Linked DNA regions of Mus musculus: region 2 is linked to region 1. A link is a contact called in ENCODE POLR2A ChIA-PET data. All regions are on one chromosome and are shown on one strand. The core of a region is the stretch at or near the end of the contact, and the rest is flanking DNA. Distances in the headings are between cores, read along the strand shown. Region 1 holds the start of Rps7 (ribosomal protein S7). Region 2 overlaps Eipr1 (EARP complex and GARP complex interacting protein 1).

Region 1 (5,373 bases), core at 1,295-3,794:
AATCAAAATAAGTTTAAAGTTAAAATTTGTTTTAAATAATATATATTTATATGTATAATTTATATACATCTCATCAAAGAAGCTTCAATTTGACACATTTTTCAAAGACCCCTGAATGTCCTGAATGTCACTATACACACCAGGCTGGCTTCAAAGTCACAGGGACCTACCTGTCTCTACTTCCTGACCTCTGGACTGACTAGTGGTGAATGCTGCTACCCTCCTCTGCCTGAACCTTTAAAAATTAGAAAGATTGCAACCAGGTGGTGGTGGCGCACGCCTTTAATTCCAGCACTCAGGAGGCAGAGGCAGGCTGAGCTATATGAGTCCAAGGCCAGCCTGGTCTACAGAGTAAGATCCAAGACAGCCAGGGCTACACAGAGAAACCCTGTCTTGAAAAAAAAAAAAAAGACAAAAGACAAAAGACAAAACAAAGGATCTGGCTCGTAGTTGAGTAATAATTTCTCCACTCACCTTGACAGACAGTAAAACCCAAAAGGCTAAATAATCTATCTCTGCTCCAGAATGTGGTGTAAGGGTGAAATGTACCTGGTGCCAAGTGACTGGGTCCTAACTGCTCCTTCATGTCCCAGGGTAGTACTATCATCCCTTTCTTTCTTTTTTTAAATTTTATTTTATTTTATTTTATTTTTTGGTTTTTCGAGACAGGGTTTCTCTGTATAGCCCTGGCTGTCCTGGAACTCACTACCAGGCTGGCTTCGAACTCTGAAATCTGCCTGCCTCTGCCTCCCAAGTGCTGGGACTAAAGGTGTGCGCCATCATGCCCAGCTCTATCATCCCTTTCAAAGGCTTTCCTAACTCCCTAAAGTGTACATCTGTCCTCCTTACACTTTCGCACATTTTTTTGTTATGCAAGCCATAACAAAATATTGTATATTTATTTTTTAAAAAAATTTATTTATTTAATATACGTAAATACACTGTAGTTGTTTTTAGACACACCAGAAGAGGGCATCTGATCTCATTGCGGATGGTTGTGAGCCACCATGTGGTTGCTGGGATTTGAACTCAGGACCTTCAGAAGAGCAGTCATCGCTCTCTGACCCACTGAGCCATCCCTCCAGTCCTGTATATTTCATCATGTATTTACATAATGTCTTTACCAAACTGTGTTTTCCGTGATGACAAGGATTCACTTGGTTTTAGTAACCAGCTTCTAGGCTAAAACAGGCTATTCAACTACATGTGAATCAGGTGTGCTTGTATTGCCTGTCTAGAGCAGAGCCTCACAGGGCACATGAAGTTAGGGTGACAGTCAGCAGTGGTGGGCATTTCTTCAGTAAACATTGCTTTGATGAGTTTGTTGTTTCCCATCCTCAGATCTTTCTGACTTACTGTTCCTAATCTGTCTGTCTGTCTCTTTTTTTCTGACAATGCCCTGACTAAAGGAAATTGCTCCACTATAGAGAGTGCTCTCCCAGGGCTGTCTTCATTCTTTTTTTTTTTTTTTTTCTCCCTTTTGGTTTTTCCAGACAAGGTTTCTCTATGTAGCCCTGGCTGTCCTGTAGACCAGGCTGGCCTCAAACTCAGAGATCTGTCTGCCTCTGCCTCTCCCTCTCGAGTGTTGAGATTAAAGGTTCATTCTGTTTTAGTGTTTCTCACTGACCTGGCTTCCTTGCTCTCCCCACCTTTTAGGGCTTAACTGTCCCTGTTTTGCAGGTAGCCCAGGCAGGCAGAAGCCTGGCCTTCTACAGCTAACCCCACCGTCAGCTTCCGTTATTGGTACTCTCTGAAAATGGATTTTTTTTTTTTTTTTTTTTTTTTGAGACAGGGTCTCTATTGCAGCTCTGGCACTCGCAGACCAAGCCTGCCTTCACAGTGATCCCCGCCTCTGAATCCTGAGAAAAGGCATGAGCCACCATATTTAGCATTCTCGGCAGATGTTCAACAGGGCAGCTTCATACTTGTGAAGACAGGGGTTCCTGGACATGTTCTAGAATCGTCTGCTGTACCAAGCAATATACGTAAAAACCAGGAATTAATGACTATTAATTAACACTACCTCACTAATTTGATTCCCTATAGGAAGAGCTGAACACAAGTCTGATTCCCGCCCCAACCCCGTACCTCATTTTTTGATACATGGTTTGTATACGTAGCCCTGTCTGTCCCAGAACTCTCTTTGTAGACCAGGCTGGCCCCAAACTCAAGAGATCCGCCTGCCTCTGCCTCCCGAGTGCTGGGATTACAGGCGTGCGCCACCACCATGCTGATTCCCTTTCATTGTGTTAGCAGGAAACGCGGAGAAAGCTGGGGACTAATGAAACATTTGAAACGTCCCATCTTCGTGGGGAAGGAAGCTGCTTTCTTTCTTTTTCCTAGGGCCGTCCGGCCGCCACCACTCTGCCCAGGTCTCCAACTAGGGGAGCGGAGAATTTTCACCAACGGAGCCGAACGCTGACGACTACCGGGAACAAGCGAAACCGGCACGCTCATCCTCCCGCATTAGTTCCCAGTAGGGAACTATTTTCCGGTACACTCTAGGCGGTCCAACTCTTTTCAGAAGAGCTTCCGGTTTCCACCCACCTACTTCCGCTGTCCCCACCTCTTTTCTTCCGCCACCCGGATATGAGCCGTTCTCGCGAGAGCCGTCCCTCTTTCTAAGCCGGCGATCCGTCAGGTAGGTTCGCGGGCCGCAATGTGGCCGCGGTTTTTCGCAGAGTTTGGGGGAACAGACTCTTGGGGGGCGTCCGGGGCGGCAGAGCCTGCTCCCCGGGGTGGGATGCAGCGGATTATCCGCCTTGCGCCCGTAGATGGCCCCGGCTTTGGCGGCCCGCGCCCCAGGTGACCGGTGGCACCTTCCTCCCCTCAGGGTGAAGCCATGTTCAGCTCGAGCGCCAAGATCGTGAAGCCCAATGGCGAGAAGCCGGACGAGTTCGAGTCTGGCATCTCTCAGGTGAGCTTGTCGCCCGGGTGCCCCCCGCGATCGCGCTTGACCTCAGGGTCCCCTGACCCCCGGCATGGCGCCCACGTTCTCTGTCTCCCCAGGCGCTGCTCGAGCTGGAGATGAACTCCGATCTCAAGGCGCAGCTGCGGGAACTCAACATCACCGCAGCCAAGGTGAGCGGGGACCCCGGAGTGCGCTCGCTCGCTGCCCACGGGTGGTTGACAGCCTCTATTCCCGGGGCAAGAGACGGGAGGGCAGCAGACAGGGACTTCCAGTGCAGGCCAGTCTCACGCTTAAGTCCGTGCTGCCTTCTGCACTTGATTGCTGGACTTTTTTTTTTTTTTTTTTCTTTCCCCACTGACATTAACCTTAACTTTTTGGAAGTGTTTAGACCCAGTACCACTCGGTTGAGGATCAGTGGGTGTTTCTGAGTTTGGCGTTTGACAGGTGTTTCGTTTTTGTAAGTTAGTATTTTGCTTCTGTTAATGTACATGCACCTTGCGTGTTCCTGAAACTTGAATTACAAATGCTTGTGAGTGCTGGGAACTGAACCTGGGTCCTGTGCCCTGAACTACCACTGCTCAGCCACCCAGGGAGAGTGTTAATTTTATTGAGTTTTTTGGTCAATTTCATAGTGTTGGAAAGTTTTGAATTTGGAGAAGAGCCTTACATCAGAGATACCCAGGCCATGGTGAATTTAAAGTTGACCTTTCTAGATGGTTCAATCATGTTGGGAGATCCTGAGGTGGCACATGGCCAGAGTCATGGTCTGATCAGACTCACCAGACAGAATCTCTTCTAACCTAGGCTGGTCTCCCGACTTGGATTGTAGTTGAGGCTAGCCTTGAACTCCGTCCTCCTGCCTCTACCTCTCCAGTGCTAGGATGATGGACATATGGACATAGCTCTCTGCTGGCCTTTTGGTGTCTCTTGTAGAGTCACCGGGATTGTGCGATGGAGGCTCCACCTTAGAACCTCAATATGAGCGTCATGGTTTAACTTGCGAACCCCTAGGCTATGTCCAAACCACAGGAGAATGTTTGAGGGGGGAGTTGTTTGCTGGTTGTGGCAGAGCATATTAATCTTAGCACTTGGGACTACAAGGACTACAAGGACTCTGCCTCAGAAGGGGGCGGGTCCTTGATTCAGGTGGTATTTGGCTGTGAGTGGTGCCATTTGAATGAGGAAGATGGAGGTTAAGGACTGAAAAATGACACAGACATTTTTTCCTCCCAGGAAATCGAAGTTGGTGGTGGTCGGAAAGCTATCATAATTTTTGTACCAGTTCCTCAGCTTAAATCTTTCCAGAAAATCCAAGTCCGGCTAGTTCGTGAATTGGAGAAAAAGTTCAGTGGCAAGCACGTGGTCTTCATTGCTCAGGTATCCATCTGCTCAGTTGCCCCTCTTCAATTCCTGGGGCTTAAGTTCTGTTGGTGAGGATGCTGTCAGCCCTGTTGGTGGAAAGCTCAGCCTAGGGTGTTGGGGTGAGAGTGGGAAGTCTGCTGGTCTGGGAGTAGCAGGCTGGAGGGGCTGGTATGGGACAGTGCTTGAGTTCAGGATTGGCTTTGGTGCAGTGTGCAGGGTGAATGAAGTAGGGCTGATGGGAAAGAGGAATGCTGCTGGCAATTTGTGCTGAGTGGTGGGCTGTTGTGAAGGTGGCGACATGGGTATTTTTGTACTTAAAGTAGTTGAGATTTGTTGGCTTTATTATTAGCTCATTGTTTTGTGTTTATTTTTATTATAATTCACTTTAAAGAGGAGGATTCTGCCCAAGCCAACCCGGAAAAGCCGTACGAAAAATAAGCAGAAGCGCCCCAGAAGGTGAGTGTTCCGTTGCCTCGGCCATGCGCCCACACCTCACAGTGCCTCAGGACGGGGAGTCTCCTCATTCCCTGTGTGTTGGGATTCATTCTAGATAGAACGTTTAAGTGGTTCACATACATACACTATGTGGTGTCTGTTGTAAGTCACTGGTACCACACAGGTGAGGCTTGATTTATTCTGTGGTCAAAGGAGAAAGTATTTTTTTTTTTTAAGATATCTCTTTGTAGCCCATGTGTCCTAGAACTTACTCTGTAGACCAGGCTGGCCTTGAACACTGAGATCCATCTGCCTCCCAAAGGTTGGGATTAAAGGTGTGTGCCGCCATCACCACCTGGCTAACTATTTAGTTCTTAATTGGGGATAAAAATTTGTTTGTGGCTGAGGTGCTGGGATGGTTTTGTTGTGTGGCAGGCAGAGCATGGGTGGGTTTCCTGGTGCTAGGCTGACAAGGCTACATCATTGCTCTTTAAAGGTGATGGTCTCTTCACACATCAGTCATTGGACTTGGGCCTTCTGTTGATGCTGTAATTATATCAGACTGTCCCTGCAGACCCTCACCGCCAAAAGTGTGGTTTTTCCCTTATAACTGGTCAAGGAAATCTACTCTTGAGAGGTGATGCTTTTGAGACCGGATGAGCCAT
Region 2 (5,373 bases), core at 1,997-4,496, 170 kb before region 1:
CCACATACCAGGGTTACAGGTGTGTGTTTCTCAGCTTAACCTTAGTTTACATGTTTGATAAAACTGTAACCAAATATGTCACAGGAAGTGAGAGAGCCACTAAGACTTCCCTTTCATTAATTGAGATTCGATGGGAAAACTTAAGGCTTTACAAGAATTAAACACTACTTTCCTCAAACATAAATATAACATACAAAGAGTCATAAATAAAGCACCAAAAACTTCAAACACTTGGCAGACAACCACATTTTATTTTTCATGAGTGTCTCTACCATGGGAAACAGATTCTACGTAACACTGTAATGTCTGAAAACCACCAGGAAAGATTAAGAGACAGGGGAAATCTTTTATCTTCAAAGATACACCTTCCTCTAAAAGGCCCTAGCAAACAGAGCTGACCATGGAAGCCAGAAAGAAGCCATTACCTCGCAGTGTGATCCTGCCGTCCTCAGACACCTAATGCCAGCAGCACAACTAAAGACAAGGCAGCTGCACACAAGGACAGAGCACAAGCAGAGCTGGGCTCAGAGCCCTAGCCAGATGTTAGCTGATACCACAGCATCCTTGGGTGCCAATGACCTGTCCCAAAATATTAGGGCAAGCAGTAAAAGGATCACACTAGACTAAGGAAGCCACTCACCTGGTAGACAACACTAGTACTTACATATTTTCAAGACAAATGCACTCCATTTTCAAAATGGCCATTTAGGGTGAGGAGTGATTGTTTTACTTCCTTGTTGTTGCAAATGGTGTACATGAGATTTACAAAATGCTTCCTTGATGATTTATTGGAAATACAGTACCTTCTCCTTCAGACCCCACAGTCATTCATAGTGAGTGTGCTGGGGTCCTGTGATGACAGGTACGCAGTGCACAGGCCTCCTCTCCATAGGAAATGCTGTTTCCCAAGGAACCTAAGAGGCAGCCCACAGGAATGGAAGATCATCTTCCTGCTACTCTAAAGGACTGTATGTCTAAAGTGGGAGAAGCCCAGGCCACCATCTCCTTTCCTCCAATAATCCATAGCCTTAGGTCTATCAGCACACGCAAAACACTGTCCTCTACCAGGTCTAAAGCTGTGACTGATAACGCCCCAATCCCTGCTTCTCATCAACTGTTCTAAATTGTCCAGGGGCAGCTATGCTTGTGGGTTCTCTGCAACTGTGCTGGGTGCTGTGAGAAACACTTGAGGACCTCAGCATCACTTGCCACAGACAACACTCTCTGCTGGTATATCCTGGGTGGACAGCTTCCTATGAGTTGCAGTTGTTCAATGCTGCAAATGTGGCTCAACAATTATGAAAACTGCTGCTCTTGAAGAATCTAAGTTAAGTTTCCAGTACCCACACAGGACTTCTCACAACTACCTGTGACTTCAGGGAATCTGATGACCTTTTCTAGCTTCCAAGGGGATGTGTGTGTGTGTGTGTGTGTGTGTGTGTGTGTGTGTGTGTGTGTGTGTGTGTATTTTATTCAAAAACAAAATAGTGAGTAAAAATAAATCCCTGTTGTCTTAACAAAGATGTAAGAATAGTTAATGTTAAAAATAGCAGCCTAAATACAGGAGAAAGAACCAGCAATGGCAACTCTATTATTAGACTTAAGATACTGACATTGTCACCGGCATATCCGCTATCTAAAATACCCCTAGAGTTATATATATTTTATACTTTTAGCAATACAATAAGGAGTCACCTGAGGAACAAAATGACAATAAAATTATGACATAGACACTGTGATTACACATTACAATTTGATCCAGTAGTAGAATCCCATATTGACACCCCAACAGAGCTCTGATTCCTCTGAGAAGATGAATCCCGCAAATATCTGAGCCCAAGTCCTCAGTCCACCTGGGCTTCTGCTCAACTGGCAAGACCGATTTATAGCAGCTGTGTGTTGTCTTGGTTAAATACTGATTTAAAATACTTAGGAGAAGTTTCTGTGAAAATGATGTGCAATGTTCTTAAAAGCCTCAGTAATAGCAAGCTATTTAAAAACCCTGCCTATTTAGAAGACAAAAACAAAAGCAAAAGAAAACAAACAGAAAACACATACAGGGGCAGGAGTCACAACAGCAGAGCCTCTACATTCAGGCTGCGCATTCCCTCCTAGATGCTCTACAACTAAAACTGGAAAGCCAGAGAGGGGTTCAGGGGAAGAGTTCTGGAAAGGGGGGATACAGATGCAGGAGACAGGACTCAGAAGAATGTCTTGATCTCTATCACAGATAGATAGCATAAAAACGATGACAGCCGGGGCTGAAGAGATGCCTCCGCAGTTAAGAATGTGTATGTGCAGTGCACTTGTAGAGGATCCAGGTTCCCTTCCCAGGACCCATGGCAGCAGGCTCTCAACAGACTCTAACTCTAACTCTAGGGAAAATCCAATGCCCCAGCCTCCGTGCACATAGCAACACACAGTCACACACACACACACACACACGCACACACACATACACAAAATTTACAAATATGTAAGCGGCATGAACACACATTTACCTAAAACAATGACATTACTTGAGTTGCCAGATAAATGCTTGGCAAACACTAATGCTTATGGGAAAAGGGACAACCGGCCCATGATTTGCTGTCTCTTCTGAAGTAGTTGACCAGCCTTGGTTGATGAATGAGGGCCTATGTGTCCACTGAGTGTGTGGGGTCACTTGGGCGGTGCTCCATTTGATCCTGCTAATATCTTGTAAAATCTTGGCTCAGTCGTGCAACCTCTGTGAAGGCAGCTGTCTTGTGTGTGAGCTCCAAGGACTGCACAGAAGACAGAGAAGTGAAAAGCACACCACCAAGAGTCCTTCCTCTCCTTCAGCTCTGACTCTGAGCTGGAGCATCACTGCCTAGCATATATCAGCTGAATGGAACAAAGGGTGCTCTGTCCTCCACCCCACATCCTTAACTGCATTAGTCATTCCTGAGCTTATCAGGAATGCACCAGCAGCTGCAGTATGCCTCAGGACATCTCTAAAGCTTGACTCCAAGTCCTTTCTAGTGATAACCACCCCACCCCAGGAGGAGGAGTCAAACAAGGGCAGCAAGCAGGCTGATGTCAGAGCCATCTACAGCCTTCCTTTCCAACCCAGGCTGCCCTGCCTTCTCCAGACTTCTGATTTCCTACCTGAGCCACATGAACATGTCTCCACCCACACTGGCTCTGAATATGCCCTCTAACAGAATTGCAGTGCCCAGGGCCCTGTCTTCTTTGATCACAGCTCCTATTTCACTATTTACCTAGACCTGCAGGACATCTGGAAGGGAATAAATAGGTCAAGACATAGCTGGATTCAACAACCACAGAGCAGCATAGGCTAGCAGCCAACAGTGTTCTCTCAGGGATGATGAAACATCTCAGTCAGTAAAGCGCTTATGTTGCAACATGAAGACCTGAGTCTAAGAATCAGGTAAAAGGCTCCCAAAGCTGGGGGAGCAGAGACAGATAAAAGAAACACTGAGGCTTGCTGGCCTTGGTCTACGTGGCAAGCTCTAGGCCTGGCCTATGAGAGATATCCCCCCCCCCATAACTCCTCCCCCCTGGAGCCAGAGTTAGCAGCTGTTTCGAGCCTGCTGACATGGGTACTGGGAATGGAACCTGGATCCTCTGTGAGTGCATCTTCTTGTACAGCAAGTAGAAAAATTAAAATTCTGGCTCTGCTGTTCCCTTCCAACTTTTCATGTACAGGTTGACCTATTCCCATTGATCTCTCTCCCAGCCACTTCTATAATGGAGCTGGAAGGACGATGGCCAGTGGCTCTCTCCCTGAGCTGAGCTTGATTCAAAGAGCCCTGGCTATTGGAAAGGTTTGCCTTTCTAGAAACCGAATGTCTCCAGAGGGAACAGAGTATGAAGGCTTACCCACACTGACACCCTGATACCTGGCCTGGTCTAACAGGGATGCCATGCCCTGGACCAAACTATTCAGTCACCACCCTAGCTAAATGAGGCAGTCTGGCACATGAAGCAGATGAGATTGACACAAGGTTGATACATGTATCTGCCTGCTCTCCAGAGCAAACCTCGATAACTAAAACAAGGGCAGTGGCATCCACAAAATGTCAAACTATTTGCTCTCTGGAGAGCACTCCTGTTACAGAGAACCGGTGGGTCCTCAGCATGAGCTGAAGCATCAGATCTGAGAGATGGGGTTTTACACTGATCAGAGCACTACTCGGGCACTCAGCCATGTCAGACATTAATTAACACCCTTGCACAAAAAAAAAAAAAAATCACACCTTCATTCTTTGAAACTCTAACGATTTGCAGACTGTCATGTTTAGGTTTCTACTATTTTTCCTTGGGCTGAAATACCAAAAAACACTCTCTTACAAAAATATCCACTTGATACAATTTGCACCTAAAAAAATCTTAGTTTTCTAAGTAAATATGAGGAAAGTTGTTCCGTCCGGTACAAAGAAGGTGCAAGGGGCAGCCATCAAGAAGGTCCAAGTGGCTATCAAAGGAAGCGTATTATATTTCTGGCTTCTGCGAATCAGCTGTCTGACCACATGCAAGCTACTCCAGCAAGTTCATAGGCTTTGGTGCCTTTGCCTGCAAAATGTAGACAGGTCTCAATCTCTGGGGACTTTGGAAAAGAGAAAGGAAAAATGAGCATCCTCACCCCATGCTTGAGACAGGCTGACAGCAAGAGCAACAGCTCACAGGAAGGGCCAGTAACTAACACAAGAAGGCAGTGTAAGCACCGCTTCGCCAAGCCTGTGCAAGCAAACTGACCACAGCAGAGAACAGCATACACGGTGTCTCGGTTAGGGCTCCCACTGTGTGAAGAGACACCATGACCAACTCTTAGGGGACAACATTTACTTGGAGCTGGCTTATGGTTGGTTTCAAAGATTCAGTCCATTTTCATCATGGTAGGAAGCATGGTAGCATCCAGGCAGACTTGGTGCTAAAGAAGGAGCTGAGAGTTCTACATCTTGATGTGAAGGCAACCAGGAAGAGACTATCTTCTACAGGCAGGACAAAGGTTTCTTCTGCCCTGGGTGGAGCTTAAGCATAGGACCTCAAAAACACACACCCATAGTGCCACACTTCCTCCAACAAGGCCACACCTACTCCAACAAGGCCACACCTACTCCAACAAGGCCACACCTCCTAATAATGCCACTTCCAGGGGCCAAGCATATTCAAACTACCAAAGAAGGGAACCACCAGCAGGCCAGCCTTACATGAAGGTAGGGAGGAATATGACTCTGTGCCACAACAGCCCCCACTGATGGTAATACATCGGCGATCCCAGGATGACAGCTCAGAGCAGCACCTGGAAAGGGAGCCTCAGGCTTACGGCGTCCTGCTGCAGCCTTAGCGTATAGCTAAACTTTCACAAGTGTCTTTTGTAAAGGGAGA

Evidence for each region. ChIA-PET counts read pairs that join two places held with the same protein, here RNA polymerase II (POLR2A).
Region 2: POLR2A ChIA-PET joins it to region 1 with 10 read pairs in embryonic stem cell. The contact joins the enhancer-like site here to the promoter of Rps7 in region 1. POLR2A ChIA-PET finds 5 or more read pairs at or near these places in 3 of 5 experiments (Patski and embryonic stem cell).

Annotation. Positions count from the first base shown.
Region 1 is chr12:28,633,124-28,638,496 of GRCm38, reverse strand. It overlaps Rps7 (ribosomal protein S7), which reads left to right and starts at 2,544. Exons shown (of 7, transcript NM_011300.3): 1 at 2,544-2,641; 2 at 2,834-2,917; 3 at 3,010-3,081; 4 at 4,145-4,288; 5 at 4,665-4,729. The coding sequence starts at 2,843.
Region 2 is chr12:28,802,909-28,808,281 of GRCm38, reverse strand. The region is part of intron 3 of Eipr1 (EARP complex and GARP complex interacting protein 1); the gene reads right to left. Among named protein-coding and RNA genes, the nearest start is that of Gm46345, 39 kb to the right of the region's middle. Within about 2 kb of position 3,246, at least 2 of the 3 ENCODE cell types and tissues checked have a DNase peak (open chromatin) inside an H3K27ac peak, as active enhancers do.